Linked DNA regions of Homo sapiens: region 2 is linked to region 1. Evidence: read pairs that join two places in POLR2A ChIA-PET (ENCODE). Cell type or tissue: PC-3. All regions are shown on one strand.

Region 1 (2,500 bases):
CACTTTCATTGAAAGGGCTTAGGTGTAATGACACACCAATAGCAATGAGCACATCCAACAACCAGATGTTGGTTTCTAAACATCATTCTCCACTAAAAAGAACAAGGGCTCCAGGTCTAGGACTGGAGTGCAAGTTGAGCCTGGGATCTCTTCCCTCCCTCTCCAAAATAAAGAAGGACACAGAGTCCAAGGGTCACGGTAAAGGTTCACAGGCCCTGGCTTGAAGGGTCAGTCCGGGCAATTTATAAACATTGATTCAGCGAGGATCATGAGAAAATGCTGAAGCCACTGGGTAACTTTGTTGGGCATCAGGATTTTCATACAACCTGAAACTATTACTCAAGGATTGCATACTAACTACGAAGGGAGAAATTACTTTTACAATTGAGAGATATAATTGATATTTTCCTTTCTCTCTTCCAGGCTTTTCTTTTCCTAGGCTGCTAACTAAGCTGCTATCTGTGGTAACTTTACACTGTGTCAGTCTAACTAAGCAGGAACCATGCCTCCCAAAATTCACTCCCCTGCATGTCCCAGAGTAGAGCTGGTCAAATTAGGCATTTGTGAGCGATCTGGAAGGTGGACATGAAACAGCATGGTCAATGAAGTAACGTTTTCTGGGGCTTAAATTCCACTGAGTTAAGGGTCATTCCAGTCATCTGCTCTTCCATCTAGTTCCTACTGCTTCCATTTCTAGGAAGTGAGATCAAAGTTCTGGCTTAGGGAATAGAAGTACAGGATTAGTTTTCTTATTTCCCCCCTTAACTTCCCTCATCATACCATAACTTGTCCTGGAAGCCATGAAGAGAAAAATAACACCTCTTATTTAAACCCCAACCCAACCCACATGTGGGATCCAGGAATTACTTAAAGGCCTTATGTGCTTGGTCAAAAATAAAGAAGCCCATTTAAATATTTGTGACATCAGTGGAGCAGACACTGATCTGACAGATGGACAAGACTGTAAACTGCTATGTCCCCCAAAGTTCATGTGTTGAAATTAATTGCCATCATTACAGTATGAAGAGGTGAGGCCTTTAAGAAGTGATTAGGCCATGAGAGCTCCATCCTCATGAATGGATTAATGCCCTTATCCCAGGAGCAGTTAGTCATCACAGGAGCTGAGTCCTGATAAAAACCACAGGTGTGGTCTGATTTCCTCTCTTCATCTCCTGCAATTGCTTCTGCCTTCTGCCCTTCCACCATGGGACAACCCTCACCAGATGCCAGTGCTGTGCTCTTGGACACCCCAGCTTCCAGAACTGTGAGAAAGAAGTTTCTTTTCTTTATAAATTACCCATTCTGTGGTATTCTGTTATAGCAACAGAAAACAGACTAAGCCAGTGGCATTTTTAGTATAATATGCCCTATAAGCTTAGCAGAAAAATCACTCGGCCCACCATGTTAGTGACTCATGGGTGTTAATAGTGACAATTCAAAACTCTACTGGGGATACAGCCAATTTCTGCTTATCCACAAATAGATGATTACTTTGCCAAGTATTTGCACAGCAATCTGTTCCAGCTTGGGCTACCACAGTAGGCCCCAGCTTGGGTGGGGTCAGCCCTGTATAAAGGAATGTGGAGAGGCCAGGCATGGTAGCTCATGCCTGTAAACCCAGCACTTTGGGAGGTGGAGGCAGGTGGATCACTTGAGTTCAGGAGTTCAAGACCAGCCTGGACAACATGGCAAAACCCTGTCTCTACAAAAAATACAAAAATTAGCCAGCCATGGCGGCATGTGCCTGTAGTCCCAGCTGCTCGAGGGGCTGAGATGAGAGGATTGCTTGAGCCCAGGAGGAGGAGATGGCACTGAGTGGAGATTGCACCACTGCATTCCACTCTGGGCAGCAGAACCAGACCCTGTCTTTAAAAAAAAAAAAAAAAAAAAAAAAAGGATGTGGAGTGCAGGGGTGGTGGTGATTGGGAGTAGAATATAGAGTGACGATTAAGGGGGTATTATTTTCATCCCAGCATAGGCCTGATTATATTCTAAGGTGAAATGTTATTCATCTGTGCCACTCCATATTTACTGAGCATCTACTGTGATTGCAACACTGTGTAAGCCAGTAGGGATTCAAAAGCTATAAAATAGAATCCCAACTTCAGAAACCTTAACTTGGGTTTAAGACGCAAACCATAGACACAAAAATTATTGCATCAATACCCACCTGCAATGATAAATGCCTGAGCGTGCTGAACAGACAGGAGAGAGTTTGGAAGAGAAATTATCCACCATGTAATGCAATAGGCAAATCACAGGACTGACGGAATTCTCTAGAAAGAAATGAGAAAGCAGTAGGAGCAAGGAACATAGTTATTAAGCATCTATTAATGATGCTACTAACAACTACCATTTGGAGGCATTTACTGAATGCCGAGTGCTTTACCTGTGATTTCTCATTGAAGTTTTGCAACCATCATGTGATAAAATGAATTATTAATCTCATATTTTAAATTAACAAAGTGAGGTTTCAGATAAGTAATTACCCCAAGTCACA
Region 2 (2,500 bases), 110 kb before region 1:
TGTGACTTTGGATCTGAACATGAACATAGAGTGTTCTTGTTCTTGGACTTTGGGCTGAAAGACATGAGTATAACCTTCCGACCTCCACTTGGAAACTTAGTGCTGAGATACAGGCTAACCTTGAGGACAGAAATAGGAAATGTTTTGGAACTTCCAATTCCCTAGTGACAGGATTTGTTTGCAGAAAGCAGCTTTGGTCAGATAGCACATTCAAGATTACAGGCAGACCCAGAGGAGTGAGATGTGGAGCTTGTCAGAATGCATCCAAGGCTGGCCTGGGGGTTTTGAGCAGATTTGCAGAGAGCAGGCCGGTGGGGAAGGGAAAGGAGGCAGAAAAGTCTCCGGAAAAGTGCCTCTGGGAAGCAGCTTGAAGGGCTCTGAGGACACTTGGTTTTCTTTTGAAGGGCAGAGTACACAGGGAAGAACTCTAAGTAAACCCTGCCCTCGGCAAGCAGAGGTCAGAAGGTGCTCTGTGGGCACCGAGCAGTATTCGGGATCTGCAGCTAGACCAGGCCTGCCATGAGAAGTTGAGTTTATGGTTTATTATTCCTCATTCCCTTAACATTTTTACAGTGCATTTTAGAGTGCAAGGGGCTTTTACATCCATTATTTCCTTTAACCCAGGGGAAGTTCACTGGGTAATACAGAAAGCCTGGAGCTGGAGTTTTGGTCTTAGGTTCATTGTGACCTTGGGAAAGTCCCTCGATTTCTGAACTTCAGTTTCTTCTGAAAATACAGTTGTGCCAGCTTTAGCTCCCTCGCAGAATAGATGATGGCATGACATGGATGCGGAAGCATCTGGTAATGTTTTGAACTGCACAGAGCTGAGTGTCCTGACCATCAAAGCCAGAGCTGGAGTAAGTGATCAGATGTGTCGGGGAGGAGAGGGGTGCCAATCACAGACTGCAGAGCTGGCTCAGATGTGGACTGCCTAGGAATGGAAATCTTTGGCTGTACAGTCTGGCATTAAACCTGGGGACTGTTATGTGCCAGGCACCGTGTGCAAATCACTGCAAAATCCCCTTCAGCTACATGCATGGACATGTTAACTCTTAACACATGTACCTAACAATTCACAATTTCATCTCCCAGAAGGTGGAAGATGCATTGAGGAGCATTGCTAATTTGCACTCAAATCTGACAAATGAGGAATTGTCTGGAAAAGTAGAAATGATAGCAGAGGGTGAGAATAAAAACATGATTTTAGGATTGGGGAAGGGAAATGAGAGACAAGAACAGATGTGTTTTCTTGACTTAAGACAAATTTTTAAAATGTAGGGAAAAGTATTTATGATCTCATGATCTGAATGCTGAGACACAACTCAGAGTCATTTGGGCTGCTCTTGAAAATGAAATCCTGACTTATCAACTGCATATGACCCTTATTGGAATAAGAAGGAAGGGAGACAACTAAAGAAACTGATGAGGCGATATTGGGGATATTCTCTGATTAGCTCAATTTTTAAATAGTTTGTGTGTGTGTGTGTCTGTGTCTGTGTGTGTCTGTGTGTGTGTTTGTTTGTTTTGAAATAGAGTCTCACTCTGTTGCCCAGGCTGGAGTGCAGTGGTGCAATCTCGGCTCACTGCAAACTCCACCTCTTGGGTTCAAGCAATTCTCTTGCCTCAGCTTCCCAAGTAGCTGGGATTACAGGCGCCTGCCACCATGCCCAGCTAATTTTTGTATTTCAGTAGAGACAGTGTTTCACCGTGTTGGCCAGGCTGGTCTCAAACTCCTGACCTCAAGCAATCCACCGGCCTTGGCCTCCCAAAGTGCTGGGATTACAGGTGTGAGCCACCACACCCAGCCCTTAAATAGTTTTTTAAATATAAAAGTAAAACATGCTTAATAGAGAATGAGAAATAAGAAAGAAAAAAGGAAAAGGAGACAGGGAATATCACCTACAATTTTACTGAGTGTCAATTCTTTGAATATTTTTACGTTTCATTGTATTTTTCTATGCATTGAGATTATTACATATGTACACATACTATTTTTCAATATGAATACATACTCTTCATCATGTTACTGGCTGCATTAATTTTCTATCATAGATATTGTCAGTAACTATTACTTATTTCCTTATTGCTGTTCCTAGTTTTTCATTATTAAAAATAACACTGCAATAGACATCTTTGTGCATGAAAGATTCTTCCACATACTAAGTTATTTCTTTAAGGTAGATTCTGAGAAGTTAACATTTACAGGGTTCTTAAAATATCACTAAGTTGTTTGCCAGAGAGATGATGCCAATTTATCTTCTCACTGTTTTGTGAGTACCAGTCTAATGAGCTCCGATTTTTAAAAAGATGTATATAATGGATGAAAAAGCAACTTAATGAAAAGAAACATATAAAGGAGAGTTTCTGAGCTCTAGAATTTTAAAACGTAAGTGAGCTGAAAACCATGGAATACGCTTAAGAAAACAATAAATGTGGGCAGCAGGATAAGAATAAGCATGATGTCAGCCTGCTGATGGGGTTGGATGGGGTAACATCAGCA

Evidence for each region. ChIA-PET counts read pairs that join two places held together with the same protein. Peaks named below come from ENCODE experiments on the same cell type or tissue, not always from the same donor. Only the 100,000 strongest peaks of a DNase experiment are listed, where the experiment ranks them.
Region 2: POLR2A ChIA-PET joins it to region 1 with 5 read pairs; 3 of 35 experiments call an interaction of 5 or more read pairs at or near these places.

Annotation. Positions count from the first base shown.
Region 1 is chr12:11,940,663-11,943,162 of GRCh38, forward strand. No RefSeq gene overlaps it. Among named protein-coding and RNA genes, the nearest start is that of BCL2L14, 130 kb to the right of the region's middle. In PC-3, no CTCF peak of the experiment used is centred here; DNase peaks (open chromatin) are centred at 1,139 and 1,489; H3K4me3 peaks cover 240 bases; H3K27ac peaks cover 1,986 bases.
Region 2 is chr12:11,829,718-11,832,217 of GRCh38, forward strand. All of the region lies in intron 2 of ETV6 (ETS variant transcription factor 6), which reads left to right. Among named protein-coding and RNA genes, the nearest start is that of ETV6, 180 kb to the left of the region's middle. RefSeq lists an enhancer at 566-765. In PC-3, no CTCF peak of the experiment used is centred here; no DNase peak of the experiment used is centred here.